Linked DNA regions of Homo sapiens: region 2 is linked to region 1. Evidence: read pairs that join two places in POLR2A ChIA-PET (ENCODE). Cell type or tissue: GM12878. All regions are shown on one strand. Each heading gives the region's core, and the rest is flanking DNA. Links, peaks and the distances in the headings are about the cores only.

Region 1 (15,980 bases), core at 9,056-13,055:
CCACCCTCATACCACAGCCTAACTCTTCAAGGGCTTGCAGTGAAATCTGTTTCTGAACATTTCACATGAGAGGAAAGCAGAGAATAACCACTAGACATTTGCCTGAAAAATCCTTTCTGCCTCTCCTCCTTTTATCTTTCCTAGACACAGACACCTTATCAGGATGTCTTTGGGATGAGGTTCCTTTATGGAAACTTTGCAGGGTGATATGTCTTCAGTACACCCTCCTATCTTTTCCAGATTTTGAGTTTTAGAACTGCCTGTAGCTGACCCAAGACCCCCACAATTGCCATGTCTCTTGGAGGGTCTAGTGGGTATCTGTGCCTAGGGGAGTGGGGCCTCCCAAGGGAGCAGCTGAATGACTAGTGGTGGAGGAGATGCCTGGTATACTTTTCATCTAGATACCCAGTTCGTGGGTGCTCACCTTCTCTCTCCTAACTTCAGTTTCCATTAATTGGAGACACATGGCCAATCAGCTAATTGGATGTTGCTATTGAGGAAAAACAGAAATGATTCCTGTCCTTTGGATTGTCTCAACTGTGAAGAGAGAAATATCCCAAAAGACAAGGAAAGGCCACCCCAACAAGGTTGTATTTAGCTGTCCTACAGGGAGGTGGTCACCAGAATGCAGTTGTGGAACAAATATATGTGAGTTGACCACATGGAGGAACTGGGAGGAGGTGTAGAACTGGAAACTCTGTTGAGTTTGAGTAAAGTTTACTTCTGTTATGAGAATGTTAAATCTATAATCAAAATGCATGCTAAGGTAACATATCAATATAAGAACTCACTATAACCGGCAACTCTAGAATTAATTAAATTATTGTATATGGAGATGACAGGTAGTGGATTGATTATTCTCCTGTAGATAACCATTTGTCCCTGCTTTTTCTGTTAAGTGTTCACCACTTGTATCATTGGCTGACAATACCTGGTTTGTCATAGTTTCACATTACCTTAAATAGATGCCCAGACTGGGTGTGGTGGCTCACGCCTGTAATACCAGCACTTTGGGAGGCTGAGACTGGCATATCACCTGAGGTCAGGAGTTTGAGACCAGCCTGACCAATATGGTGAAACTCCATCTCTATTAAAATTCAAAATTAGCCAAGCATAGTGGTGCATGGCTGTAATCCCAGCTACTCGGGAGGCTGAGGCAGGAGAATCACTTGAACCTGGGAGGTGGAGATTGCAGTGAGCCGAGATTGCGCCATTGCTCTCTAGCCAGGGCAACAAGAACAAAATTCCGTCTCAAAAAAAAAAAAAACAACATAGATGCCCTCGTTTCACAATTTGCTGTTTTCCATTGGTCTATCTTTCCATCTGTCTGTTAATACCACTTTCTCTTAATTAGTATAGAGTACAAAGCTGCAGTGTGTAGTAGGGATAGTGCCTCTCTATCTTAGTCATCTTGGGCTGCTATATCAAATTACCATAGACTGGGTGACTTAAAGAATAAACATTTATTTCTGGCAGTTCTTGAGGTCATGAAGTCCATCTTCAGAGAGCTGGCAGATCTAGTGTCCAGCAAGGGCCCGCTTCCTGGTTTGCAAATGATCGTCTTCTTGTGGTTTCTTCACATGACAGAGGAGAGGAAGCCGGCTCTCCTGTGTCTTCTTATAAGAGCACTAATCTCATTCAGAAAGGATTTACTCCTATGCTCTCATCTAATCCTAATTACTTCCCAGAGATGTCACCTTCTAATACTATATTGGGAGTAGGTTATTAATGTATGATTTTTTTGGATTGATGCAAATATTCATGCCATAACACCTCCCAACAATATTCTATAGAGGATCTTGTCTATTTTTAGTCATTGTCTTCTATTTCAGTCTTTAGAAGTACCTTTTTCTTAATTTTAGTGAGGGAAACAAACTGCACTGTAAATTTCATAAAATATAACTGTAGGCATATTTCAGAGAGGTTACATCATAGTGATACTTAATCTCCTTTTAAGGACACATGGCATTTTTCCATTTATTGCATTTTATACTGATGTTTTTCAGTATAAACTTTTTGCATAATAATCATTTTTTATCCTTCTTGAGACTTTTTTGGACTTCAAGAAAATTAGTTTTAAAATTAGTGGCCAGGCACGGTGGCTCGCGCCTATAATCCCAACACTTTAGGAGGTCAATGCATGCAGATAGCCTGAGTTCAGGAGTTCAAGATCACCCTGACGAGCATGGAGAAACCCCATCTCTACTAAAAACACAAAATTAGCCAGGCGTGGTGGCAGAGGCCTGTAATCTCAGCTACTCAGGAGGCTGAGGCAGGAGAATCGCTTGAACCTGGGAGGTGGAGGTTGCAGTGAGCCAAGATCCCAAGATCGTGCCATTGCACTTCAGCCCAGGCAGCAAGAGTGAAACTTTGTCTCAAAAAAAAAAAAAGAAAGAAAATAAATTAGTCCAGCCTGGGCAACATGGCAAACCTTGTCTATACAAAAACTTACCTGGTCATGGTGATGTGCGCCTGTAGACCCAGCTACTCAGGAGACTGAGGTGGAAGGATCTGTTGAGCCTAGGAGTTCAAGGCTGCAGTGAGCTATGATTGCACCACTACACTCCAGCCTGGGTAACAGAACGAGACCCTGTTTCAAGAAAAAAGAAAAGACACAAAAAAATTAGTTTCAATATGCTATGCTGTTGTTGCTGATAATTAAAATTCACTGAGATTTATTTCTGTATAGAGTGTGCATTCTAGAAACTAACTAAAAGTATTACATATGCACAAAATACATAAAAGAGTTGCACAATGAATCCAAATATTGATGGAGTCAGTACTGTGAACGATAACTGCCTTACTTTTCTTTATACTTCCCCAACCTGGGTACCCATCCACATCAGTATATTTTATTTTTGCATGTTTTTTATGCAAACCAATATGTGATTTTTTTTTTTTTTTTTTTTGAGACAGAGTCTTGCCCTGTCGCCCAGGCTGGAGTGCAGTGGCGTGATCTCGGCTCACTGCAAGCTCCGCCTCCCGGGTTCACGCCATTCTCCTGTCTCAGCCTCCCAAGTAGCTGGGACTACAGGCACCCGCCACCCCGTCCGGCTAATTTTTTGTATTTTTAGTAGAGACGGGGTTTCACCGTGTTAGCCAGGATGGTCTCAATATCCTGACCTCGTGATCCGCCTGCCTCAGCCTCCCAAAGTGCTGGGATTACAGGCGTGAGCCACTGCACCCGGCCAATATGTGATATTTTATATTGGATTTTATTTAAACTCAGTTATGAACCTTACATGGAATGATAGTTAATTCACTTTCTTATTTAGTTGATTTTATTATTTAGAACAGTGGTTGTTTACCCAAAACATTGAGCAGATAATCCAGAGTTCCCTCATTTTTCTTCCAAGCTCATAGTTCCCCCTATTTTAAACATCTTGACTGGCCAGGTGCTGTGCCTCATACCTGTAATTCTACCACTTAGAGAGGCTGAAATGGGAGGATAGCTTGGACTCAGGAGTTGGAGGCCAGCCTAGGCAACATAGCAAGGCCCTGTTTCAAAAAAAAAAAAAATGTTTTAAACCAAGGAAACCATATTGACTGTGTGTAGTGTATCCTATAATTGATGCAAGAATATATTACATGTGAACACGATGAAAATTGAAGAAGCCAATATTATTATTACCTAAAGTCCATCTTTTACATGAAACTTCACTCTTTTTGGGCTGTGGTTTAAGACAACTACGTGTGTCATGTATCCACCATCACAGTCTTATACAGAAGCGTGTCACAGGCCTCAAAATCCCCTGTGCTCTTCCTAATCATAGCTCTCCCCTCCCTCTTCTGCCACCCCTATTTATCCCTGGCAACAAATGATAATGTTCCTGCCTCGGTTTTGCATTTTCCAGAATATTAAATATTTGGAATGATGCTGTAAGTGGCCATTTCAGACTTGCTTCCTCGATGTAAAAATATGCATTGAAGGTCTCTCGATACCTTTGTTGCTTGACAACTCATGTATTTTTTATTTTTATTTATTTATCTAAAAAAAATTTTGTTTTTGAATGGTGTGAACCCAGGAGGCGGAGCTTGCAGTGAGCTGAGATGGCGCCACTGCACTCTAGCCTGGGTGACGGAGCAAGACTCCATCTCAGAAAAAAAAAAAAAAAAAATTTGTTTTTGTTTTGTTAGAGACAGGGTCTCAAACACCCCAGCTCAGGTGATCCTCCCACCTCAGCTTCCCAAAGTGCTGGGATTCCACTTGTGAGCCATCATGTCCGGCCACTCATTTTCTTTCATCACTGAGTAACATTACGTTGGATGGGTGTTACCATAGTTTCTTTATTCACCTACTGAAAGGCTCATCTTGAGCCTGGTGTGATGCCTCATCCCTAAATTCCCAGCTACATGGGAGACAGAGGTGAGACGATTGCTTGAGGCCAGGAGTTAGAGAACAGCCTGGTAGATACAGTGTGAGACCTCATCTATTTTTTTTTAAAAAAAGACTCACCTTGTTTGAGTCTAGTTTTTGGCAGTTATGAGTAAGGCTGCTAAAAACGTCTGTGGGAGGACTTTTGTGTGGACATCAGTTTTCAGTTCATTTGGGTCAATATTGTAGGATTGAGACTACTGAATCAGTAGGACCATGCTTATTTTCTTCAGACCTCCGCAGACTGTCTTCCGAATTGGCTGTAGAATTTTCCATTCACATCGATAGTGAATGAGTGTTCATTGTCATTGGCATTAGGAAGTGTCAGTGTTTTGGATTTTAGCTACTGCACCAGGTATTTGCTGCTGCCTCATTGTTTTCTTTTTTTTCTTTTTTTCTTTGTTTGTTTGTTTGTTTGTTTGGAGATGCAGTTTCGCTTTTGTTTCCCTGGCTGGAGTGCAATGGCGCAATCTCAGCTCACTGCAGCCTCTGCCTCCCAGGTTCAAACGATTCTCCTGACTCAGCCTCCAGAGTGTCTGGGATTACAGGCGTGCGCTGCCTCTCCTGACCAATTTTTGTATTATTAGTAGAGATGAGGTTTTACCATGTTGGCCAGGCAGGTCTCAAACTCCTGACCTCAGGTCATCCACCTGCCTCGGCTTCCCAATGTGCTGGATTACAGGCGTGAGCCACTGCGCCCGGCCTGTTTTCATTTCGCTCTTTAATGACACGTGATGTAGAGCATCCTGTCATATGTTTGCCATAATTACAGTCTTTGGTCGGGTGCGGTGGCTCACGCCTGTAATCCCAGCACTTTGGGAGGCCAAGGCGGGTGGATCAGGAGGTCAGATCAAGACCATCCTGGCTAACACTGTGAAACCCCGTCTCTACTAAAAATAGAAAAAATTAGCCAGGCATGGTGGCGGGCGCCTATAGTCCCAGCTACTGGGAGGCTGAGGCAGGAGAATGGCATGAACCCGGGAGGCGGAGCTTGCAGTGGGCCGAGATGGCACCACTGCACTCCAGCCTGGGCGACAGAGCGAGACTCCGTCTCAAAAAAAAAAAAAAAAAAATTACTGTCTTTGTGGGGAGGTATACTTGGAAAGATCTTGTTTTTTTTTTTTTTTTTTTTTGAGACTGTGTCTGGCTCTGTTGCCCAGTCTGGAGTGCAGTGGTGTAATCTCGGCTCACTGCAACATCTGCCTCCCAGGTTCAAGTGATTCATCTGCCTCAGCCTCCAGAGTAGGTGGGATTATAGGCTTACACCACCAGGCCCAACTAATTTTTGTATTTTTAGTTGAGACTGGGTTTCACCATGTTAGGCTGATCTCGAACTCCTGACCTCGATGATCCACCCACCTCAGCCTCCCAAAGTGCCGGGATTATAGGCATGAGCCACTGTGCCTGGCTTTTTGCTTCTTTTTTGATTGGTTGTTTTTTTTCTTATAGAATTTTAGGACTTCTTCATACCTTTTGGATACCAGTCCATCACCAGATAGGCGTTCTGCAATTATTTTGTCCCAGTCTGTCACCTTTTTATTCTGTTAACAAAGTCATTTCCAAAACAGACAGTTTTACTTTGTTTGTTTTGTTTTTAAATTATACTTTAAGTTCTAGGGTACATGTGCACAACGTGCAGGTTTGATACATAGGTATAACATGTGCCGTGTTGGTTTGTTGCACCCATCAACTTGTCATTTACATTCGGTATTTCTCCTAAGGCTATCCTCCTCCCAGCCCTCCAGCCCCTGACAGGCCCCGGTGTGTGATGTTCCCTGCCCTGTGTCCGAGTGGTCTCATTGTTCAGTTCCCACCTATGAGTGAGAATATGCAGTGTTTGGTTTTCTGTTCTTGTGATAGTCTGCTGAGTATGATGATTTCCAGTTTCATCCATGTCCCTGCAAAGGACATGAACTCATCCTTTTTTATGGCTGCGTAGTATTCCATGGTGTATATATGCCACATTTTCTTAATCCAGTCTATCATTGGTGGACATTTGGGTTGGTTCCAAGTCTTTGCTATTGTGAATAGTGAATATTGCTTTATAGTAGCATAATTTATAATCCTTAGGGTATATACCCAGTAGTGGGATTGCTGGGTCAAATGGTATTTCTAGTTCTAGATCCTTGAGGAATCGCCACACTGTCTTCCACAATGGTTGAACTAGTTTACAGTCCCACCAACAGTGTAAAAGTGTTCCTATTTCTCCACATCCTCTCCAGCACCTGTTGTTTCCTGACTTTTTAATGATTGCCATTCTAACTGGCGTGAGATGGTATCTCATTGTGGTTTTGATTTGCATTTCTCTGATGACCAGTGTTGATGAGCATTTTTTCATGTGTCTGTTGGCTGCATAAATGTCTTCTTTTGAGAAATGTCTGTTCATGTCCTTTGCCCACTTTTTGATGGGGTTGTTTGTTTTTTTCTTGTAAGTTTGTTTGAGTTCCTTGTAGATTCTGGATATTAGTCGTTTGTTGGATGGGTAGATTGCAAAAATTTTCTCTCATTCTATAGGTTGCCTGTTCACTTTGATGGTAGTTTCTTTTGCTGTGCAGAAGCTCTTTAGTTTAATTAGATCCCATTTGTCAATTTTGGCTTCTGTTGCCATTGCTTTTGGTGTTTTAGTCATGAAGTCCTTGCCCATGCCTATGTCCTGAATGGTATTGCCTAGGTTTTCTTCTAGGGTTTTTATGGTTTTAGGTCTAACGTTTAAGTCTTAATCCATCTTGAATTAATTTTTGTGTAAGGTGTAAGGAAGGGATCCAGTTTCAGCTTTCTACATATGGCTAGCCAGTTCTCCCAGCACCATTTATTAAATAGGGAATCGTTTCCCCATTTGTTGTTTTTGTCAGGTTCGTCAAAGATCAGATGGTTGTATATGTGTGGTGTTATTTCTGAGGCCTCTGTTATGTTCCATTGGTCTATATATCTGTTTTGGTCCCAGTACTGACAGTTTTACTTTGAAGTCCAATTTATCGATTTTCTCATTCACAGATCATGCTTTTTGTGTTGTGTGTGAAACCTTATTGCCAAATCCAAGGTTGTCATGGTTTTCACAAGTGTTACGTTCTAGAAGTTGTGAGTTTTGCATTTTCCATTTAAGTAAATGATTCATTAGGAGGTAGTTTTGTAAAAGGTGAAGTTCTGTATCTAATTCATTTCTTTGCATTTGCTAATCCAGGTGTTTCAGTACCATTTGTTGTATGCCACCATGTCTAATTATTTATTTATTTTATTACAGAGACGGGGTCTCCCTATGTTGCCCAGGCTGGTCTCGAACTGCTGGGCTCAAATGACCTGTCTGCCTTGGCCTCTGGTTTTGAATTTTTAATACATGTCTTTATAGTAGATTTTTCTTTTTTTCTTTCCTTTTTTTTTTTTTTTTGAGACAGAGTCTCGCTCTGTCACCCAGGCTGGAGTGCAGTGGCGCCATCTCGGCTCACTGCAACCTCCACCTCCCAGGTTCAAGCCATTCTCCTGCCTCAGCCTCCCGAGTAACTGAGACTACAGGTGCCTACCACCACGCTTGGCTAATTTTTTGTATTTTTAGTAGAGACGGGGTTTCACCATGTTAGCCAGGATGGTCTCGATCTCCTGACCTCATGATCTGCCTGCCTCAGCCTCCCAAGGTGCTGGGATTACAAGTGTGAGCCACCGCACCTGGCCTATAGATTTTTCTACGTTCCTTGTGCCTCTCTGTCATCTTATGGAATCTTCTCTTGTATAGTTCATTGAGTGTTTTTAATCATGAGGAGATATTAACCCATTTATGCTGGAGATTGCAATTTTTTGAATTGCAGATGTGTGAGAAATCAGACTTTGGCAATAACCTTGAACAGTAGGATATAAATAACTCCCACATGCTTAGCGTTCCAAAAATGGAACACTACTCATAAATGGGCTAAGGCTTGTCAGATACCTTTTCTGCCTCTATTTATTCATTCTTGTCGTTTTTTGTTCGTTTGGAGACGGAGTCTCACTCTGTCATCCAGGCTGGAGTGCAGTGGCATGATCTTGGCTCACTGCAACCTCCATCTCCCAGGTTCAAATGATTCTCCTGCCTCAGCCTCCCAAGTAACAGGGACTACAGGTACACACCACCACACCTGGCTGATTTTTTTTTAATATTATATTTTAAGTTCTAGGGTACATGTGCACAATGTGCAGGTTTGTTACACATGTATACATGTGACATGTTGGTGTGCTGCACCCATTAACTCGTTATTTACATTAGGTATATCTCCTTATGCTATCCCTCTCCCTTCCCCCTACCCCATGACAGGCCCCGGTGTGTGATGTTCCCCTCCCTGGGTCCAAGTGTTCTCATTGTTCAGTTCCCACCTATGAGTGAGAATATGCGGTGTTTGGTTTTCTGTCCTTGAGATAGTTTGCTCAGAATAATGGTTTCCAGCTTCATCCATGTCCCTACAAAGGACATGAACTCATCCTTTTTTGTGGCTGCATAGTATTCCATGTGTATATGTGCCACATTTTCTTAATCTAGCCTATGACATCTGGGTTGGTTCCAAGTCTTTGCTATTGTGAATGGTGCCGCAATAAACATACATGTGCATGTGTCTTTATAGCAGCATGATTTATAATCCTTTGGGTATATACCCAGTAGTGGGATGGCTGGATCAAATGGTATTTCTAGTTCTAGATCCTTGAGGAATCACCACACTGTCTTCCACAATGGTTGAACTAGTTTACAGTCCCACCAACAGTGTAAAAGTGTTCCTATTTCTCCACATCCTCTCCAGCACCTGTTGTTTCCTGACTTTTTAATGATTGCCATTCTAACTGGTGTGAGATGGTATCTCATTGTGGTTTTGATTTGCATTTCTCTGATGGCCAGTGATGATGAGCATTTTTCCATGTGTCTGTTGGCTGCATAAATGTCTTCTTTTGAGAAGTGTCTGTTCATGTCCTTTGCCCACTTTTTGATGGGGTTGTTTGATTTTTTCTTGTAAATTTGTTTAAGTTCTTTGTAGATTCTGGATATTAGCCCTTTGTCAGATGGGTAGATTGTAAAAATTTTCTCCCATTCTATAGGTTGCCTGTTCATTCTGATGGTAGTTTCTTTTGCTGTGCAGAAGCTCTTTAGTTTAATTAGATCCCATTTGTCAATTTTGGCTTTTGTTGCCATTGCTTTTGGTGTTTTAGTGATGAAGTCCTTGCCCATGCCTATGTCTGAATGGTATTGCCTAGGTTTTCTTCTAGGGTTTTTATGGTTTTAGGTCTAACATTTAAGTCTTTAATCCATCTTGAATTAATTTTTGTATAAGGCGTAAGGAAGGGATCCAGTTTCAGCTTTCTACATATGGCTAGCCAGTTCTCCCAGCACCATTTATTAAATAGGGAATCGTTTCCCCATTTGTTGTTTTTGTCAGGTTCGTCAAAGATCAGATGGTTGTATATGTGTGGTATTATTTCTGAGGGCTCTGTTCTGTTCCATTGGTCTATATCTCTGTTTTGGTACCAGTACCATGCTGTTGCGCCTGGCTAATTTTTGTATTTTTAGTAGAGATGGAGTTCCACCACGTTGGCCAGGCAGGTCTCAAACTGCTGACCTCCATAATTGCACCTGCCTTGGCCTCCTAAAGTACTGGAATTATAGGCATGAGTCACCACACCTGGCTGCTACCATGATTTATTATCATTACTTATTGGAAAACAAAACTTAAAACTTACCAGCTTAAGGAATTTTACACGTACACTTGAGATAGTTTGACAAATCTACATAAGTTCTGTAAGATGAATTCTATTGTATTTTGCTTATTGCAATTATCCTGAGGTTTCACGCATGTTGTAGTATGTAACAAGACGTTTTCTTTTTTTTTTTTTTGAGACAGCAGGCTGGAGTTCAGTGGCACAACCTCGGCTCACCGCAGCCTCTGCCTTTCAGGTTCAAGCAATTCTCCTGTCTCAGCCTCCTGAGTAGCTGGGATTACAGGCATGTGCCACCACACCTGGCTAATTTTGTATTTTTAGTAGAGACAAGGTTTCTCCATGTTGGTCAGACTGGTCTCCAACTCCAACCTCAGGTGATCGACCTGCCTCGGCCTCCAAAAGTGCTGGGCTTATAGGCATGAGCCACAGTGCCCGGCCAAGATGTTATTTTCTAAGTATAAATAATATTTCAATGTATTGTGTCCGGAATTGGTGGGTTCTTGGTGTCACTGACTTCAAAAATGAAGCCGTGGACCCTTGCGGTGAGTGTTACAGCTCTTAAGGTGGCGTGTCTGGAGTTTGTTCCTTCTGATGTTTGGATGTGTTCAGAGTTTCTTCCTTCTGGTGGGTTTGTGGTCTCGCTGGCTCAGGAGTGAAGCTGCAGACCTTCGTGGTGAGTGTTAACAGCTCTTAAGGCAGCGCGTCTGGAGTTCTTCGTTCCTCCTGGTGGGCTCGTGATCTCGCTGGCTTCAGGAGTGAAGCTGCAGACCTTTGTGGTGAGTGTTACAGCTCATAAAAGCAGCGTGGACCCAAAGAGTGAGCACTAGCAAGATTTATTGCAAAGAGCAAAAGAACAAAGCTTCCACAGTGTGGAAGGGGACCCGAGTGGGTTGCCACTGCTGGCTCAGGCAGCCTGCTTTTATTCTCTTATCTGGCCCCACCCACATCCTGCTGATTGGTATAGCCGAGTGGTCTGTTTTGACAGGGCGCTGATTGGTGCGTTTACAATCCCTGAGCTAGACACAAAGGTTCTCCACGTCCCCCCCAGATTAGCTAGATACAGAGTGTTGACATAAAGGTTCTCCAAGGCCCCACCAGAATAGCTAGGTACAGAGTGTCGATTGGTGCATTCACAAACCCTGAGCTAGACACAGGGTGCTGATTGGTGTATTTACAAACCTTGAGCTAGATACAGAGTGCCGATTGGTGTATTTACAATCCCTGAGCTAGACATAAAGGTTCTCCAAGGCCTCACCAGAGTAGCTAGATACAGAGTGTCGATTGGTGCATTCACAAACCCTGAGCTAGACACAGGGTGCTGATTGGTGTGTTTACAAACCTTAAGCTAGATACAGAGTGCCGATTGGTGCATTTACAATCCCTGGGCTAGACATAAAGTTTCTCCACGTCCCCACCAGACTCAGGAGCCCAGATGGCTTCACCCAGTGGATCCTGCACCAGGGCTGCAGGTGGAGCTGCCTGCCAGTCCCGCGCCATGCGCCCGCACTCCTCAGCCCTTGGGTGGTTGATGGGACTGGGTGCTGTGGAGCAGGGGGCGGCGCTCATCGGGGAGGCTCGGGCCGCACAGGAGCCCATGGAGGAGGTGGGAGACTCAGGCATGATGGGCTGCAGGTCCCGAGCCCTGCCCCGTGGGAAGGCAGCTAAGGCCGGGTGAGAAATCGAGCGCAGCACCGGTGGGCTGGCACTACTGGGGGACCCAGTACACCCTCTGCAGCCGCTGGCCCAGGTGCTAAGCCCCTCATTGCCCAGGGCCAGCAGGGTCGGCCGGCTGCTCCGAGTGCGGGGCCGCCAAGCCCACGCCCACCCAGAACTCCAGCTGGCCCGCAAGCGCCGCGCGCAGCCCCAGTTCCCGCTCGCGCCTCTCCCTCCACCCCTCCCTGCAAGCTGAGGGAGCCGGCTCCCGCCTTGGTCAGCCCAGAAAGGGGCTCCCACAGTGCAGCAGTGGGCTGAAGGGCTCCTCAAGTGCCGCCAAAGTGGGAGCCCAGGCAGGGGAGGCGCCAAGAGCGAGCGAGGGCTGTGAGGACTGCCAGCATGCTGTCACCTCTCAGTATGTATATACTTACCACATTTTGTTTATCCATTCAGCCGTCAGTGGATATGTGGGTGGCTGCATTGCTCATTACTGCCACCCCAGGAAGGTTGTATAGTGGTTGAATCTGTGCTTATTACACCTGGTATCTCTTAGGAGTTTCTCGTTTGGCCTCTTGTGCACTTAGGGTGCCAGGTTTTGCTTAGGAATGTCCCCTTTCCTTTGCCCTTCTTACCAGCATCTATCTAGCTGCATTCTGACAGGATAACTGCAAAGTGAATGATTCCTGGGCATCATAATGGATGTTTCTTTCTACTTAGGTGTTTCCCCTCCTCTCTGCTTATATCTAGCATGCCTGTTTTGGGTGGTCCCTGGGGGTGTGGGCTTTCCCCTGGACTTCCCCTCCTGCTCTTGGCTAGCTATCTGCCTTCTCTAACAATGTCATCAAAGATTACACTTTGGGAACAGGCATTTTCAAGGAAACACAGCCTCAGGACTGCTAATGTTAACTTTTTTCTGCCTATTAATTCATAGGACTCCGTTATGACAGGTGCTACAGACCCACAGTCCAAAGAGACATTAGGGACAGCCCAGGCAGCTCGTTTTTCTCCCTGGATTTGTAGCAGGACAAGCCGCAGACAAAACCTCTCAGACACTGGGTTAGAGAAGGAAGTGGCTTTATTCGGCCAGGAGCGTCAGCAGACTTGCGTCTTAAAAACCGAGCTCCCAGAGAGAGAGAAATTCCTGCCCCTTTTGAAGGCTTACACAGGGATCCACATGAAAGGATCGTGATCAATTAAACAAGGATGGAGTGTGTAATTGGGGCTGCATGCATCGGTAACAGGACAGAGCAGAACAGAAAGACTTTCACAGTGCTTTCTCATACAATGTCTGGAATCTATAGATAATACAAGTGGTTAGGTCAGGAGTTGATTTTTAACTACCAGGCCTGGGGTGTGGCACCGGGCTGTCTGACTATTGATCTCATTTCTGCCTTCCTTTAACTTTTGCTTCCTCTTTCTTGTTCTGAGGTATGAGACAATAAGAGAGGTGGTCTCCTTCCTTATTCCCCCCTTTGAGAATCTCACTTATTAATGGGAGTTCTCACTTTCATCCTTACTACCTAGGTCTTCCTGCAAGACAGATCAATAGTGGTTAATGTAATACACTTGTGCTGAAACATTTTGGTGGACCAAGGTAGTGACAAAGCTTCTCATTATTTGAAGGAGCACAGGTAGCAAGCAGGGGAGTAACAAGCAGGTTTCTATTATTATTATTATTTCTATTATAAGTGTTTTAAATCCTCCTAGTGCTGGAAACCATTTTCCAAATACAGATTTAGGATTAAACCCATGCCAAAGCTGTACAGGCACATGTGCCAACTTTGTTATGTCCTTAACTATGTTTTTGACTACTTGCCCTTGATTATTTATATGCAGACAGCAATTGGTTAGGTTAAATTTTCCATAGACCCCTCCTTTAGCTGCTAGCAAGTAGTCTAGGGCCAGTCTATTTTGATAGATAGCATTTTTCATCTGGGTTTCTTACCGGGCTAAAACAGTTAAAGCTCTGCCAGTTTTAGTAGTGATTATTTCTAAGATAGCTTGTAACCATATGATCCGGTTGAGCATGTAAATGGGGGTCTCTTTTTTTTCTGTTTTAGCTATTTTTTTTACTTCTATTACCTAGAAAAGAACTAGTTTTTAAATCTTATTTCAAAGACTGTGATCATGGGAGGCTCAGATGGGTTATGGTACACATCAGGTCGGGCATTTCCTGGGTTACACACTTTGTACTGAGTGGTGTTATACAGGCAAGTTCCTTTTAAAGTTCCTAGGCATTCATAATAACTAGAAAACCGAAAGATTGTTTTAACTTGTTGCCCTACCTCAGTAACCTGATGAATACACTGGGAACAATCTTCCATGTGGGGAAAATCAGTTGAAGTCCTTATTCTACAAGTCCAAATTTTAAGGAGAATAAGTCCCATGATGAGTTTCCTCATGCTTTGGCCGCACATAGACCAGTCAGCTTCCAGGTGTGACAGGAGCAGGGCTTGTCGTCTTTTTCAGAGTCACTTTGCAGGGGTTTTCCAGGTTTGGTCCTGCCTCCCAGGAGCTGCAGGTTTTACATGACTGTGGTGGATCCAGGCCGGGATTCCCTCTACCTTCACGGTGGTGTGAGTGGTCTGTGGTCCCTTCCACCATGGGCACAAGGGGGCTACATTCCAGTCCTTGATCCACACTCTATTACCTGGGGAGAAAGGGTGAACTGGGGAGAATAAGCTAATGGGGCGTTTCTCGTTTACCTAGGCTGAGATTGTTCGTGTAATTTTTCGTAAGGCCTGTAGCTGTCGCTGTAACTTAATTTCACCTAATTCTCAGGGAGTGCCTGGAAGTCCCCATACTATGGGAGGAGGGCTATGATATAATATTTCATAAGGGGAATATCCTGTTTTTCTAGAAGGGGTAAATTTAATCTTAATACCACAGGGAGAGCTTGTACACACTTTAATCCTGTTTCTTGACACACTTTCCCTAAACTATTTTTGATAGTCCAATTCATCCACTCCACCTTTCCGGAACTCTGAGGTTGGTAGGCAGCATGCAGTATCCATGTGATCCCCAATACCTTTGCTGTCTTCTGTACCAAGTCAGCCACAAACGCTGGCCTGTTATCTGAGCCAATTCGTAAGGGCAGTTCAAACCTAGGAATAAGATCTTGAAGAAGCACACGGGTTACTTCACCAGCTTTCTCAGTTCGCGTTGGATAAGCTTCCACCCACCCAGAGTATGTACACACAAGAACTAGTAAATACTTGTTATCTTCACATTTTGGCATTTCTGTGAAGTCTACCTGCAGATCTTCAAAGGGGGCTGCTCCATAAGCTTGTATGCCAGCCGGGACGGTTGGACCCTGCCTTGCATTGTGTTGTTGGCAGGTAATACATCGCTGTGCCACTGTTTCAGCAAGGGCTGATAAATGTGAGATGTAGAAGTACCGGCTTAACAACTTTTGAAGTGACTCCTGGCCTAGATGGGTGGTTTTATGCACAGCCAGTATGACTGTGGCTCCCAGCAGCTGTGGCACAGCTACTCTCCCATCCAGTAACCACATCCATCCTTCTTCCATCACCTGTCCTCCCTCTGCCTGGAGAAAGTCCTTTTCTTCTTTAGAATAAGTGGGTACAAGGTAGGCCACTGGCCTTGGCCAGGGCCCCACAGTCTGGGTTAGAACTCCAACTGCCTTTTTTTCTTTTTCTGACACAGTGTAAAAGGCTTTGTTAGATTAGGTAGCCCCAGGGCTGGGACTGACATAAGTTTTTCCTTTAACTCATGAAAGGCTCACTGTTGTTGGGATTCCCATTCAAAAGGTTCCCAGCACCCCTCTTTGTGACCCCATATAGAGGTTTGGCCAGTACTGCAAAGTTTGGGATCCACAGTCTGCAGAACCCTACTGCTCCTAAGAATTCTCTCACCTGCCTTCTGGTTTTAGGTTGCAATAGGCTGCAGATGACCTGCTTTCTTTCTGAGCTTGATTGACCAAGCACAAGTCCTGTACTGGCCTGTAGTTCTTGGTCCCTGGCTTGGGAACAGGCAGGAGGGTAGTGTTCCATGGAGACTGGCAAAGGACTATAATTCCAAAGGCTCTCAAGTGCTTGAGGTGGACCTGGATTCCTTCAAGAGCTTCTCTAGGGAACCGGGTACTGTTTTTGCCTGACCGGCTGGGCCCCAGGCTTAACTTCTGTAGGTACGGGGGTTTGGTTGACTGCCAGCCCTGGAGGGTTGTCTTCTGCCCACACCTTTGACCATCACTTAGCCAGAGCTGGTCTTATCTCTTGACCTGGCTCGGTTAAGAAAAGTCTTCATTCCTCCTCCTGGGGGA
Region 2 (15,980 bases), core at 4,377-8,376, 220 kb after region 1:
TCCTGCAGTGATGGGACACAATGCCTGGGAGTCCTGTTTGCCAATTCAGCCCTTACCTTGTGTCATAAAGGAGACTGAGGTTCCAACTGAGATGGATATATGTGAGGACCAGGTGTAGAATTTTCAAGTTTTTCTTCCATTTGGTGAATACTCTTTGCAATTTATTTCTTCTTTTTTTTTTTAAGCCTATAGCAAGCAGTATTCTCATGCATTCTATAAACCATGCAGTAACCAGGCTTGAATCTGCTCAGCTGCTAAGATCAGCTATACTCTTGTATTTCTTTTTTTTTTTTTTTTCTTTTGTCTGAGACAGAGTCTCACTCTGTCATCCAGGCTGGAGTGCAGTAGTGCAATCACAGCTCACTGCAGACTCAACCTCTGGGGTCAAGCAATCCTCCCACCACAGCCTTCTGAGTACCTGGGCTCACTGGAGCATGCCACCACACCTGGGTAATTTTTTTTTTTTTTTTTTTTTGAGACGGAGTCTCGCTCTGTCGCCCAGGCTGGAGTGCAGTGGCACGATCTCGGCTCACTGCAAGCTCTGCCTCCTGGGTTAACGCCTTTCTCCTGCCTCAGCCTCCCGAGTAGCTGGGACTACAGGCCCCGCCACCACGCCCGGCTAATTTTTTGTATTTTTAGTAGAGACGGGGTTTCACCGTGTTAGCCAAGATGGTCTCGGTCTCCTGACCTCGTGATCCGCCCGCCTCGGCCGCCCAAAGTGCTGGGATTATAGATGTGAGCCACCGCGCCTGGCCAGTTTTTTTTATTTTTTGTAGAGACATGGTCTCACTATGCTTCCCAGGTTGGTCTTAAACTCCTAGGCTCAAGAGATCCCCTTACCTCAGCCTTCCAAGTTCTGGGATTCCAGATGTGAACCACTAACCTTGACCATACTCCTGTATTTCTTCATTGTGTCTTTCAAAACAGAAAAGCTTAAATTTTAATGTAGTCAAAATTACATACTTTTTCTCTGTTCCTAGTGTTTCTCTTGTCATATTATAGCCTCTTCTTCCTAAACCTAAGATCATGAATATTTTTGGGTGGCACATTCTGTAGCAACAAGAGGGTGAGGTTCTCCTTTGTTCCCAGAGGAGAATGAGACTGGTGTATTCTGCAGGCTAATAAGGAAATGAAACTCACTATACTATGGAGGATAAAAGTATATAAATTTACACTATAACAGTATAATGCCATATAGGCTAATACCGTTTATATGTGGCACTTATATATCATATACACGTTACATGTAATATTTACCAATTACCTACCATAACTAAACCATATACTGTATATAAATGCAACATATGTACATGTATATGTGTATATATATACACACACACTATATCCTGTACTAGATAATGCTAGATTCTATTAAAATACTGTACATGAATATCTCCTTTAAATTTCAAAAGAAAACACCTCACCAATATATTGGAAAAGAGAATCCTATAACAATATCATACCCGTGATGAAGTGGCATTCAATTCAGGAAAGCAATGCTGCTCTCACCTCTGAAAATCCATTCATGCAATACACCATAATAGTATAGGATCAACAGCAAACAACACAAGAACATCATAATAGATGCAGAAAAAGCATATGACAAACCTCAACATTTCTTCATGATAAAAACACTCGGCCGGGTGCAGTGGCTCACACCTGTAATCCCACCACTTTGGGATGCCAAGGCGGGAGGATCACAAGGTCAAGAGCTCGAGACAAGCCTGGCCAGCACGGTAAAACCTCGTCTCTACTAAAAATACAAAAAATTAGCTGGGCGTGGTAGCATGCGCCTGTAATCCCAGCTACCCAGGAGGCTGAGGTAGGAGAATCGCTTGAACCCAGGAGGCAGAGGTTGCAGTGGGCCGAGATCATGCCATTGCACATCCCAGCCTGGATGACGGAGCGAGACTCCATCTTAAAAAAAAAAACAACAACAACTCAATAAACTAATAATACAAAGTAACTTCCTTAACTTACTATAAGGTATATATAAAAAATGCAAAACTACCCTCATTCGTGATGGTGAAGGACTAACTGCTTTCTCCCAAAGATGAGACACAGACAAGGATGTCTGCTCTCATGCCTTCTACTCAGCTTGAGAAAGGAGATGCTACTAGGCCAACCAGGTCAGAAAACAAAAGCCTAGGCGGGACGCGGTGGCTCACGCCTGTAATCCTAGCACTTTGGGAGGCCGAGGTGGGTGGATCACGAGGTCAGGAGTTCAAGACCAACCTGGCCAAGATGATGAAACCCGTCTCTACTAAAAATACAAAAATTAGCCAGGTGCGGTGGCAGGAGCCTGTAATCCCAGCTACTTGGAAGGCTGAGGCAGAAAAATCACTTGAACTTCGGGGGAGAAGTTGCAGTGAGCCTAGAATGCGCCACTGCACTCTAGCCTGGGCGACAGAGTGAGACTCCATCTCAAAAAAAAAAAAAAAAAGAAAAGCCCTCCAGATTTATAGTAAAGACACATGCACGGCTGGGTGCAGTAGTTCATGCCTGTAATCCGGCATTTTGGGAAGCCAAGGCGGGTGGATCACCTGAGGTCAGGAGTTCAAGACTAGCCTGGCCAACATAACAAAACCCTGTCTCTACTAAAAATACAAAAATTGCCGGGTATGGTGGCGCAGGTCTGTAATTCCAGCTACTTGGGAGGCTGAGGCAGGAGAATCGCTTGAACCTGGGAGGGGGAGGTCGCAGTGAGCTGAGATTGTGCCAGTGCACTCCAGCCTGGGTGACAGAGGGAGTCTCTGTGTCAAAAAAAAAAAAAAATACATGCAGTGATTCTGGCAGGCATATAGACTGTCACTGCCCATACCGGTGTACAAACTGAGGCAGAAATACAAAAAGGCAAAAGACTTATGTTAGTTTTATATTTCTTTTTTTTTTTTTTTTTTTTGAGACGGAGTCTTGCTCTGTCCCCCAGGCTGGAGTGCAGTGGGGTGATCTCAGCTCACTGCAAGCTCTCCCTCCCGGGTTCACGCCATTCTCCTGCCTCAGCCTCCCGAGTAGCTGGGACTACAGGCACCTGCCGCCATGTCCGGCTAATTTTTTGTATTTTTAGTAGAGACGGGGTTTTACCATGTTAGCCAGGATGGTCTCAATCTCCTGACCTTGTGATCCACCCGCCTCAGCCTCCCAAAGTGCTGGGATTATAGGCGTGAGCCACCCCGCCCAGCCCTTACCTATATTCTTTTGTAAAATATTGAAAATGCCTGAACAGAGCCAGGAAGGGCCTCTTTTCTCTTGATCTTCATTATAGATTAACTTTCCTCTTACCTTTCTCACACAAAGACTTCATGGCCATCACAGTGTCTTAAGCTGGAATGTCAAATTTGATAATGGCTCACTGCAGCATCAAACTCCTGGGGTCCAGTGATCCTCCTGCCTCAGTGTCCCTTGTATCAGGAACTACAGGTGGGTGCAACCACACCTGTCTAATTTTTCTATTTTTCTTTTCTAGACATGGGTCTTGTATTACCAAGGCTGGTCTCCAACTCCTGGTCTCAAGCAATCATCCTGCCTCAGCCTCACAAAGCTGGGATTACAGGTGTGGGACACTGCACTAGGTCAAGAGTTTAACTTTTAGCTCCGGAGTTCTAAGCCCATTTCCCTAGAGTCTGTATTTTCTTGAATGGCAATTCTCAGATTTTCACTTAAATAATCTCCTTATAATAGGAATCTGATCATTTCAATCATTTAAGGTAGAAAAATCCAAACAAGGCGACTACATCACTGTAACCAATAAAGTATTTTTTGATTTTTATTCTAATGCACCATATAAAAGCCTATCCTTCAACCTGTAAACTAAAAATAAAAACCTAAGCTCCCCATCCCACCCCAATCAAGTCAACTGAGTGGCTCTTTACCAAGGGGAGGCCCCCCAAAAACCTGAAAGTTCCCAGTTACATTAGTAAGGGAGATCAGACACTCCATACTCCCTTCTGGAGTTTAGACACAGCAACTGACCCACATTCATATTAAAATAGACATAAGACCTGCAAAGAGGCCGGGCACAGTGGCTCAGTCCTGTAATCCTAGCACTTTGGGAGGCGGAGGGAGGCGGAGGCAGGCGGATTATTTGAGGTCAGGAGTTTGAGACCAGCTTGGCCAACATGGTGAAACCCCATCTCTACTAAAAATACAGAAATTAGCCGGGTATGGTGGCGTGCACCTGTAATTCCAGCTACTTGGGAGGCTGAGGCAGGAGAATTGCTTGAACCTAGGAGGCGGAGGTTGCCGTAAGCCGAGATTGCGCCACTGCACTCCAGCCTGGGCGAGAGTGAGGCTCCATCTCAAAAAAAAAAAAAAACCTGCAAAGAAACCCTTTGTACCAATAAATACTAAATTGCAAACAAGACCTAAGGCCATGCAAGGCAAGGGTAAAGTCACGCCTTAGAATTCATAAAATCTAGTGAAACATATCTGTTTTTTGGTGGGGATGGAATCACGTGGCAGGTAACAGACTCCCTTCACTTAAACATTCCTTCCTACCCCTTTCAAATTTTAGACACAACTTCACACTCTCAGCCAACTGCCAACTACAGAATCCCTCAACCACCTGTGCCTTCTAAGCCCCGCTTCTACGTGTCCTGCCCTGTCAGCCTTCCATGCCTTGATTGATCTTTTCCCTGCAATTCCTGTCTCGCTGAAATGAATAAAACCAAACTGCCATCGAACCTCCTGGGGACCACTTACTCGAGGCTACATGCGGTTGTTTCCCTTGGTCACGTTCTCTCATATTCGGCGTAGAACATAGTTCAAGTTATTTTGCAGAGTTTTGCTCTTTCCGTTATCAAACTGCAAGCCATGACTGGGTGTTTCTCATTCAGGAAACATTTCTCATTCATTTTTTTCAAACTCCTATTCTGAGAAGCAAAACTCTTTAATTTTTAAGAGGACTCAGTTTAGTTTGTTGCTGTTGTTTTTGTTTTGTTTTGTTTGAGACAGGGTCTCGCTCAGTCGCCCAGGCTGGAGTGCAGTGGCGCGATCTCGGCTCACTGCAGTCCCAATCTCCTCCCTCAAGCGATCCTCCCACCTCAGCCCCCCAGTAGCTGGGATTACAGGTGGGCGGCACCACGCCCGGCTCATTTTTTAAAAATTTATTTTTAATAGAAACTAGGGTCTCGGTATGTTGCCTAGGCTGGTCTCGAATTTCTGGGCTGAAGCAATCCCCCCGCCTCAACCTGCCAGGCGTGACCCACTGCGCCTGGCCTTCAATTTAGTTTTTCAGGAAAAAAGGGGGGACTGGGGACCCCGCAGCCCACCGCTCCTCCCACACGAACCACACACCCGAGGCAGGATTGCCTCCATGACCCTCCCGTGGTCTCCGCACAATCTGGGGAGACGCGGGACTACGGGCGCGGAGCTCCCCAGAGAGGGCTCCGGGGCCGGGGCCAGGGCCGGGGTCGCAGTCGCAGCGCAGAGACGGGACAGGACGCCTGGGGTCCCGGCTGCCGGCCCAACCCCACCCTGCGGCCGAAGGGACCGAGGGCCGAGCTACGCCAGGGGGACTCCGCTCTGCAGACCCGAAGTCGCTGCAGGAAGGCCTGGGTCCTGCTAGAGCCGGTTCGAGCCGGTTCCTCCCGGCCCCTCCCCCGTCTCGGGACCCCCGGCCCCGCACACTCACCATTTCCCGGCTTCCAGGTGTCCTGGCCTCCTCTCCACGGATCCCTCTAACAGTCCAGTCACAGTGCGGGCGATGGAGCGACAGAAGCTATGGCGGAGGCACCTGGTCCCTCTCGGGGCCGGAAAACCGAGATCCCGACCTCCCTTTGGTGCAAGACGCCTGGGAGTCAGGAAAGCGGGAATGCGGCCTCCCCTTCCCCGGATGGACAGTTGGCAGGACCCCGCCCCAGCGCCCCTGATTGGATGAGGCTCCAGTCCCCGTCCCATCGGTCCTGAGTGACAGCGGAAGCCCTGGGTAACAAGGCCCGGCAGAACCGAAATGACCTGTTCCAACCACAGATTATCTAAGCGAGCTCCCTCCCTGCGTCTTGCTCTTTGGGTATTTGCATTTCAGCCAAATTTGCTCCGAATTGCTAGAGGGGGTACCGTTGTCTTCCTCACTCAATGGGCTGTCCCTGCTCCTTTGTCTTGCACAGGAAATTCCAGACTCAGAGTCCAGTGGAGGTGAAGGAAATTAAAATATTTTACGCCAAAATATATTTATTTGACAGATTTTGAAATGGCTGTGGCTCGGCCGCAAAAAAAAGTGGACTGGCAAAGCTGTCTTTGGAGGGGGGGAATTTGCATCTGCAGAGAATCTCCATTGATGAAACCATGCCCTCTCCCCCTTTATTTCTTTCCCTTTATCCAAGCTAGAAGAGATTGTGACCTGAACACAGGCAGGGTGCGGTGGTTCACGCCTGTAATCCTAGCACTTTGGGAGGCCAAGACTGGAGGATCCCTTAAAGTAAAGAGTTAAAGACCAACTTGGTCAACACAAGAATACCCCTGTTTTGTTGTTTTTTTTTTTTAATTTTTATTTATTAAACTTTAAGTTCTAGGGTACATGCGCACAATGTGCAGGTTTGTTACATATGTATACATGCGCCATGTTGGTGTGCTGTACCCATTAACTCGTCATTTACATTAGGTATATCTCCTAATGTTATCCCTCCCACATCCCCCCACCCTAGACCCCTGTTTTTATTATTTAAAAATCTTTACGGCCGGGAGCGGTGGCTCACGCCTATAATCCCAGCACTTTGGGAGGCCGACGCGGGCGGATCACGAGGTCAGGAAATCAAGACCATCCTGGCTAACACGGAGAAGCCCCGTCTCTACTAAAAATACAAAAAATTAGTCGGGTGCGGTGGCGGGCGCCTATAGTCCCAGCTACTCGGGAGGCTGAGGCAGGAGAATGGCGTGAACCCGGGAGGCGGAGCTTGCAGTGAGCCGAGATTGCGCCACTGCACTCCAGCCTGGGCGACAGGGCTAGACTGTCTCAAAAAAAAAAAAGAAAGAAAAAGAAAAAGAAAATCTGTGAAGGTCAGAATTAGAGCAAGACCCATTTGGGATGCCTCCTGGAGAAAGGGTTTATGAATTTTTATTTATTATTTTATTTTATTGTATTTATTATCATTTTTTTTGAGACGGAGTCTCGCTCTGTCGTCCGGGCTGGAGTGCAGTGGCGCAATCTCGGCTCACTGCAAGCTCCGCCTCCCGCCCGGGTTCATGCCATTCTCCTGCCTCAACCTCCCAAGTAGCTGGGACTACAGGCGCCTGCCACCACGCCCGGCTAATTTTTTGTATTTTTAGTAGAGACGGGGTTTCACCGTGTTAGCCAGGATTGTCTCGATCTCCTGACCTCGTGATCCGTCCGCCTCGGCTTCCCAAAGTGCTGGGATTACAGGCGTGAGCCACCGCGCCCTGCGGGTTTATGAATTTAACAGTAAATTTAGCTTAAACTGACTCAAGTCGAGAGCTTCCTGTTGGTGAAAATGAAGGTCTTAAAGGAGAGAATAATTTCTAAACTGAGGAGGGGACAGAAGGGCATTTCAAACTCCCAGATAAATCCTTAATTTTCTCTGCCTCATCATCTGGGACTGACCCGCCCTGGGGGGCTCCATTTCAGCAGTCACAGTTTGGCTTCCAAGCTTGGAAATATCATTTACCTTCTGACAGAGGGTTTTCCTTGTGAACTGTGCATGAAGCAGGCTGCTTATCTGAACTACTTCAAATGTTTGCTTTACTTTTCTTTTGATTCCTTTATAAAATATTGCTGCCGGCTGGGCGCGGTGGCTCACGCCTGTAATCCCAGCACTTTGGGAGGCCGAGGCGGGCGGATCACGAAGTCAGGAGTTCGAGACCAGCCTGACCAACATGGTGAAACCCCGTCTCTACTAAAAATACAAAAATTAGCCGGGCGTGGTGGCACACGCCTGTAATCCCAGCTACTCAGGAGGCCGAGGCAGGAGAATCGCTTGAACCCGGGAGATGGAGGTTGCAGTGAACTGAGATTGTGCCACTGAACTCCAGCTGGGCGACAGAGCGAGACTCCGTTTCAAAAAAAAAAAAACATATATATATATATATATATATATATATATATATATATATACACACACACACTTATATATGTGTTTGTATATATACACATATATGTGTATATATACAAACACATATATAAGTATATATATACACATATATGTATATATATGTGTATATATATAGCTGCCATATAATTCCAGCTTTTCCATGCACTTAGTTTTATTCTGTTGTTGGCTTGTTGTTTTCTTGAGTGAAAATGAGTAGACTGAGAGATAAAGTATGAAAAATCTTTGGCTATCCCTCATCCCAAATTTATAATCTCTGACGACATCAGGCCTCTCTCCTCTTCCAGTGTTGGCCTGACTAGACCTCAAGGCAGACAACCTCCCCACCTCAAACCCCCTCCCCCCACCCCCACCTCCCCTGAAAGAAGGGCCCACTGAGTACAGGAAGACAACAGTGTCAGCTCTGGAAAGCCTGAAACATATTCTGAAATACCAGTATCCCCAGGGTGGGGGCCAGGCTGCAGTGCAAGGAGGAAATCCGGCTGTGGCTAGAATCTATATTTTTCTTTTCTTTTCTTTTCTTTTTTTTTTTTTTCGAGACAGGGTGTTACTCTGTCACCTAGGCTGGAGTGCAGTGCGCTGATCATAGCTAACTGCAGCCTCTACCTTCAAGGTTCAAGCAATCCTCTTTACTCAGCCTGCTAAGTAGCTGGGACTATAGTTGCAGGGCCACCAGGCTGGGCTAATTTTTTTTTTTTTTCTTTTTTTTTTAGAGATGAGGTCTCACTACGTTGCTCAAGCTGGTCTTGAACTCCTGGCCTCAAGCAGTTCTCCTTTCCAGCCCTCCCCGAGTCCTGGGATTGTATAGGTGTGAGCCACATGTCGGGCCTAGAACCTTTCATTCAAGCTCCACTCAGCCAGGTGTTAAATTCTCCTCTCACTCCGCCTCCCAGAAGGCGGGGCCCGTGGCACTGTCCAATCAGGAGGGGCGGGGGGGTGTGGCTGTGCAAATTGTCCAATCAGGCGCGGCTCTGGGAGGAGGCCGCGAAGCTCCATAAAACTGCGAGGCGTTCCTTTCACCCGCCCACAGTGGGTGTCAGGTCTATGCTGCTCTGAGAAGCACCAGAGGTGGCTTCGCTGCAGCTTCTTTCCAGCTGTGACTTGCAATGAACACGAAAGACATAAGGAGAACCATAGACACCTCAGAAGCCAGGAAATGGTGAGTGCTGGGGGGATGTCCCGAGACTGTGGAGCAAGGTGCTGGACAGGAACCTGCTGTGACGGGACCCAGGCCTGTCCGGGGCGACTTCGGGACCGGTGGACTGGAGTCCCCCTAGCGCAGCCACCGCGCCCGATTTAAGAGAGAATTTTCAATGGCTAAACTGCACATGTACATCTCCTGACACAGAGCACCTGGTGACAACCATCAACTGTGAAGGTCAGGGAGCTGCTGAAGCAGAAGAGAGTCCATATTTCATTAGTTTTTTTTTTTTTTTTTGGAGACGGAGTCTCGCTCTGTCGCCCAGGCTGGAGTGCAGTGGCGCGATCTCAACTCACTGCAACCTCTGCCTCTGGGGTTCAAGCAATTCTCCTGTCTCAGCCTCCCGAGTAGCTGGGACTACAGGCGCACACTGCCACGCCCAGCTAATTTTTTGTATTTTAGTAGAGACAGAGTTTCACCGTGTTGCTCTTGTTGCCCAGGCTGGAGTGCAATGGTGTGATCTCAGCTCACGGCAACTTCCGCCTCCCAGGTTCAAGCGATTCTCCTGCCTCAGCCTCCTGAGTAGCTGGGATTACAGGCACGCGCCACCACGCCTGGCTAATTTTGTACTTTTAGAGACGAGGTTTCTCCATGTTGGTCAGGCTGGTCTCGAACTCCTAACCTTAGGTGATCCGCCCGCCTCGCCCTCCCAAAGTGCTGAGATTACAGGCGTGAGCCACCGCGCCCGACCTTCATTAGTGGTTTTATATAACAGTTTGTTAATGTCGAAATAATAGTTTGCTGGCTTCTTCATTTTATCAAAGGAATAATTATTTGCCAGTTTTAAAATCCACTTAAAACTGTCTTGAAATTTTTCTCTTCTACTTTACGGTAAACACAGGAGGAAAGCAGGGACTCTGCTGGATTCTCTTTCGAACACTGGGATTGAGGGTGTTTGCCTCGTGGAACTGAACAATGTGGGTGAAAAGCAGGTGGAAAACTTGCAGGGGGCAGCATAGCCTGAGGCCGGTGATCCACACTGAGACTAATCTGGAGCCTGCAAAGGGAGGGAAAGGGAGCTCCCCCGATTGCTTCCTGGGCAGCCTGCCTTCCCCTGTAGGTAGTCTCCAGCTGCTCCGAACAGCTCCAGCTCCAGCTCCAGGAGTGTGGATTCTGAGAAGCTGCAGAGCCCTGGAAAGCAGGAACTTCACAGGCAAATGCACGTGCGGGTTTCTCTCCTTTCTGAGGTTGTACCTCTAGTTTCCCAAGGTAGTTTTCCGGAAAACTTTTTGTTTTTTGAGACGGAGTCTTGCTCTGTCACCCAGGCTGGAGTGCAGTGGCGCGATCTCGGCTCACTGGAACCTCTACCTCCCGGGTTCAAGCGATTCTTGTGCCTCAGCCTCCCCAGAAGCTGGGATTATAGGCGCCCGGCTAATTTTTGTAATTTTAGTAGAGACGGGGTTTCGCCATCTTGGCCAGGCTGGTTTTGAACTCCTGACCTCAAGTGATCCGCCCGCCTCGGCCTCTCAAAGTGTTGGGGATTACAGGCATGAACCACTGTGCCCGGCCTTGATTTTTCTATGTATAGAGTTGCTGCAGTCAGGCTGTAATTTGTATATATGAAGAAAATATGTAAAGATCATATTTAGAGACTCATTTAGGTAGCGTTCCAGAGAAATGGTTTATGAGCTAGAGAGGTTGGAATTTCAAGGGGCCTAAATTGACCACAGGTGAGAGTTTTCTGCTGGTGTAAATTATTAAGGTATTGAAGGAGGGAGCGTTCCCACATTGTGATGCTGTGACAGGAGGGCATGTTGAGCTCCCAGAGTTAAATCCTTAGGTTTCCTGCCTCATCATCAGGGTCTAATGTACTCTGTGGCTCCACTTCAGCAGTCACTGACTCTTAAGCTTGGGAATATGTTCTACCTTCTGAATTCATCTTTTCCTTTTTAAATGTTCTGAAGTGCCCTGCTTATCTGAGCTAGTTCAAATTTTCGCTTTACTTCCCTTTTGATTTCTTTACAGATTACGGAAATAGAACTTGTTTTTCCATGTATTTAATAATTTTATTCACTTGTTGGCAGTTTTTTATTTTCTTGGGTGAAAATGAGTAGATTGATTTGGGAGGCGAAAGTGGGAGGTTCACTTGAGGCTAGGAGTTCAAGACCAGCCTGGACAACAAACGAAATCCCGTCTCTACAAAAAATTAAAGAATTTGCCGGGCTTGGTGGCATGTACCTGTAGTCTCTACTACTCAGGGGACTGAAGCGGAAGGTTCGCTTGAACCCAGGAGATGGAGGCTGCAGTGAGCTATGATCATGCCATTGCACTCTAACCTGGGTGGCAGAGCTAGACCCTGTCTCAAATAAATAAATAAAGTAATAAATAAGTAAATAAAGTAATAAATAAGTAAATAAAGTAAAAAATAGAGAGAGATAAAGAGGTATGGTATGAGAAAGCCTTGGGCACGCTTCCCATATCCTCATCCCAAATTTCCGATCCCTGGGAATATCACGCCCTTTCTTCTGTTCCAGTCCTGCCTGGAACTCCCTGCGCACACCTGTGACTCCTCATGCAAGAGGTAGATGAAGAAATGACCCACTGAGTACAGGAAGTATCTCCTTTGGTAAACCCGGATTAAGTTCTGCTAAAATGCAAGTATCTCCCATCTCCCCATCCCCCGCAGACCAAGTACAGTGAAGGGGACGAGGGGAAGAAGTCCACCCTGCGTTTGAGGGCTGGGGCCAAGACCCCTCATTCCCGCTTCACTCATCTATGCTTCACATCTCCTGTCATTCACATCTGTCAAGATGCAGGGGGCAGAGCCCGAAGCTGTACCCAATCAGGGGCACCGGGGAGGAGCTCTGCGATCGGTCCAATCAGGCGCGCCGTCGGGGACGCAGCTGCAGACGTTCAACCTTCTCGCGGGATTTTCATTTCTCGCGTCTGCCGTACTTGGTTTCGCTTCGCTAGTCCCAGAGGCCCAGAGTGGCTCGCCTGGAGTCTCTGTGGCGCGGTTTCCTGTACCTGCCTTGGGATCCGGAGGGAGGAAGCTGGGACACCCGGGAGTCAGGAAATGGTGAGTGTGTCGGGCCCTGCGTCCCGAGACAGGGAGGAGGGGCTGGTTGGACGACCGGAACTGGCTGTGGCGCGGCCCGGGCCTTCCCGTGGGCGACTCTGGGTCTGCGTACCGAGTCCCTCTGGCGCAGCTCAGCCCTTGGTACCCTCGGCCTCAGGGTGGGGCTGGGCCGGCAGCCGGGACCCCGGGCGTCCTCGTCCCGCCCTGTGCCGCGATTGCGGCCCCGGCCCCGAAGACCCAAGTCTCTTCAGATTGTGCGGGGCCCACGCGAGGGTCATGGGGTGGGGGAAATCCTGACTTGTGCGTGGAAGGAGCTGTGGTGTATGAGGTTCCCAGTTCCTTTTCTCTCCACAGAGGACACCCGTTTTTCCCTGAGTTTTCTAAGTGTATGGGATGCAGGGTCCCAAATCCTCACTCTGTCCCCCAGCCTGCTGTTTCCAGGGCTTGCAGTAAATCCCCAAATTTCCTGTTCTCTTTTCGCTTTTCCAAACGCCAACCTCTCCCCTTCCATTCACGACATTAGCAACCGTTTCTCCTATATTCTACATTTCAGATATTGTGCTTTCATTGTTTATTTTTCAACAAAGCAATGGATTACTCTTTCATCAAGGTTTGTTTTCTGTTCATAGCCTTGACACTCCGCTGTAAGAAACCTTTGTGCTTGTCCTTTTGTCTCCTCTATGCACAGATACCTCATCAGAATGTCTTTGAGTTGAGGTTCCCCTTTGGAATCTTTACAGGGTGATATGCCTTCAGCGCCCCCTCCTATTTATTTTTTCCTGGTTCTGGGTTTCAAAACTGTCTGGGGCTGACTCAAGCTGCCCACAGCTGCCAAGTCTCTTGGAGGATCTAGTGAATATTGGGTCTTGGGTGAGTCTTCCTAGAGGACAGTTGAAATAGAAGGCTGGGAGAATGCCCTGGGACTAGGATAAATCTAGCATACCCTGCTTCTAAATAGCCAACCTCTGGGGGCACTCAGCTTTTCCTCCCCCAACCCCAGTTTCCATCCTTTGGAGACACACTGGTGGTCAGCCAATCAGATGCTGGTATTGAGGATTGAGAAAAGAAAATTTTTTGTGTGTTTTGAAAGAGTCTCGCTCTGTCGCCTAGGCTGGAGTGCAGTGACGTGATCTCGGCTCACTGCAACCTCCATCTTCTGGGTTCAAGCGATTCTCCTGCCTCAGCCTCCCCTGTAGTTGGGACCACAGTTTTGCGCCACCACTCCCAGATAACTTTTTTTTTTTTTTTTTTTTTTTGAGACGGAGTCTCTCTGTCGCCCAAGCTGGAGTGCAGTGGCGTGATGTCGGCTCACTGCAACCTCTGCCTCCCGGATTCAAGCGATTCTCCTGCCTCAGCCTCCCCAGTACCTGGGACTACAGGCGCATGCCACCACGCCCGGCTAATTTTTTGTGTTTTTAGTAGAGACGGAGTTTCACCTTGTTAGCCAGGATGGTCTTGATCTCCTGACCTCGCGATCCGCCTGCCTTGGCCTCCCAGAGTGCTGGGATTACAGGCGTAACTGTACCCGGCCTCAAAAAAATAATTTTCGTCTGATAAATGTGGGTCCTTTTAAATGAACGGGCACATAGAGACATTCAAGTGATACAGCAATCACCTTCTAACTCCCTGAAGCTATGAATTCATCTTTTGAAACTGCTATTGCCACAAGTAGGTATAATCAACTTACTAATGCAACACGGGACCCTGGAACCCACACCCTATAGCTTAACAGTGCATAGCCACGCGCTTATCAATGTTACTTCTGTAAATCAGTGAGAATTCCTGACAAACAACTTTGTATCAGCCCACATCCTGTCCCCCTTTTTCAGACACTTTGGGTCATATTTTGTGTTTCAGCCTCTACTTTTTAGGTCGACAAGGGAAAAGACGGAAATGATTCCTGTCCTTTGTATTCTCTCAGCCTTGTGAAGGGAGAAAAACTATCTCAGCGAGGTGGTGGAATAACCTGAAAAACAAAATGCACTTTGGGTACACAGTGTCGCGTAATGCAGTGTCTCTTGGGCGGGTGGTCACTGAGCATTTCAGTGAGCACTATGGGGGTAGAGGGATGTTCCAACTGATAGATAAGATGACCTCTGCTGACACTGGAGTCAGACGAATGTCTGTATTCCAGGTCAGCACTGCTTCTCCCTGGGATTCTTGCCTTAACAACAAGTTCAGCTTGAGTATTTCATTTAGTTGAAAGTGCATTTTATCAGTAGAGCTTCATAGAGAAGATAATGTATTTCCCAAGAGGTAGATTTCAGGGGGAAAGAGATTAGTCTTATATTCCACATTTTAAAAATTCTTATTTTCAACGGCTTGTATCTGTATTTCTCCATATTTTGGAGTAATTATCTGCATGATATGTGTAGGTGCTGTGGCTTTTTACCTAAGAAGCAGAATCTCATTCCAGTACATTTGAGAGTCATGATGCCAAATCTTTGATGGTCTGTGTCAGAGACACAAAGTCTACAATGTGTGTGTTCACAGTGGTGTGGATTTTATGCCTCAAGTCACTTAGAAAAGTGTCTTAGAAAACCTGGACAGTGCCCTTGTGTCTTCACAATAATTCTTTTGTGTATTTATGGAGATGATTCTGTAATCTTTTGGGACATGGACCAATGTGTATCTCTTCATACTCATATTCTGCACCATCTGTATGTAGCACGTCAGACTTAGCGGTGTGACCTTAAACTTTTTAAAAGAAACTGGAAGGTCAATAAAATTTAAACTGCTGGCTGGGTGCGGTGGCTCACGCCTGTAATCCCAGCACTTTGGGAGGCTGAAGCAGGTGGATCACCTGAGGTCAGGAGTCTGAGACCAGCCTGGCCAACCTGGTGAAAACTCGTCTCTGCTAAAAATACAAAAATTAGCCAGGTGTGGTGGTGGGCGCCTATAATCCCAGGTACTCAGGAGGCTGAGGCAGGAGAATCACTTGAACCCAGGAAGTGGAAGTTGCAGTGAGTTGAGATCATGCTATTGTGCTCCAGCCTGGGTGACAGAGCAAGACTCCGTCTCAAAAAAAAAAAGAAAAAAAATTTAAACTGCTTAACAACAAATTCTTATTTTCTTTTATTCTTTCCCAGATCATGTGTAGTATATGTGTAGTATGTTTGTCAGATCTGTGTTCTGTTGGGTGACTTGAAATGGAATTCCAGGGCTTAACCTTGAGAATATTATCAGGGAAAAGAAATGGGGGTGGGGAGAACCAACTCTCCTATTATGGCTTCAGAAAAATGAATATAGTTTCCCAAGAAAGTTAGTAGATAAATTGGGGAATTACAAAGATTCACCAAAACATCAATTTCTCTTGCAAGGTGGAGAATTTGTGACGGTGAATAACTGTTCTGTTTCCTGTTATTGGAACTTAGCAGATTCTAAATCTTAGGGAACAGGACCTGGCAACAACTAGGAATCCTCTAATAGGATTTTTGTTTACTAAATGATTTGTTATCATAGAAATAGTAGTTAAGTGACATCTTTGTCTGAAAATAGTAGATTCTTGTGCTTTTTCTGTTCAGCTATGATGTAAATGTGCCTTAATTTTCTTCCCTCCCATAAACATTAAGATTGATTTTGCTGGATTCATCAAACATGAGTCATTAAACATGGGTATTTTCTTTAAATATCCACATGAGGTATGTAAAGGGAAGTGGGTAGCCTTGACTGGGGTGCAGAGGCCTGAGGCCAGCGA

Evidence for each region. ChIA-PET counts read pairs that join two places held together with the same protein. Peaks named below come from ENCODE experiments on the same cell type or tissue, not always from the same donor. Only the 100,000 strongest peaks of a DNase experiment are listed, where the experiment ranks them.
Region 2: POLR2A ChIA-PET joins it to region 1 with 5 read pairs; 3 of 35 experiments call an interaction of 5 or more read pairs at or near these places.

What each region holds. Positions count from the first base shown.
Region 1 is chr19:11,929,747-11,945,726 of GRCh38, forward strand. The region is part of intron 1 of ZNF700 (zinc finger protein 700); the gene reads left to right. It also overlaps a transcript of ZNF69 not described here. Among named protein-coding and RNA genes, the nearest start is that of ZNF700, 13 kb to the left of the region's middle. In GM12878, for the core only: no CTCF peak of the experiment used is centred there; no DNase peak of the experiment used is centred there; H3K4me3 peaks cover 273 bases.
Region 2 is chr19:12,150,924-12,166,903 of GRCh38, forward strand. It overlaps ZNF625 (zinc finger protein 625), which reads right to left and starts at 5,811. Exons shown (of 4, transcript NM_145233.4): 1 at 5,633-5,811. The coding sequence starts at 5,635. ZNF625-ZNF20 (ZNF625-ZNF20 readthrough (NMD candidate)) reads right to left here and starts at 5,808. Exons shown (of 8, transcript NR_037802.1): 1 at 5,633-5,808. It overlaps ZNF136 (zinc finger protein 136), which reads left to right and starts at 12,173. Exons shown (of 4, transcript NM_003437.5): 1 at 12,173-12,283. The coding sequence starts at 12,281. RefSeq lists a silencer at 5,328-5,497 and enhancers at 5,474-6,165, 5,728-5,837, 12,014-12,103, 12,114-12,273. In GM12878, for the core only: no CTCF peak of the experiment used is centred there; a DNase peak (open chromatin) is centred at 5,958; H3K4me3 peaks cover 1,924 bases; H3K27ac peaks cover 1,364 bases.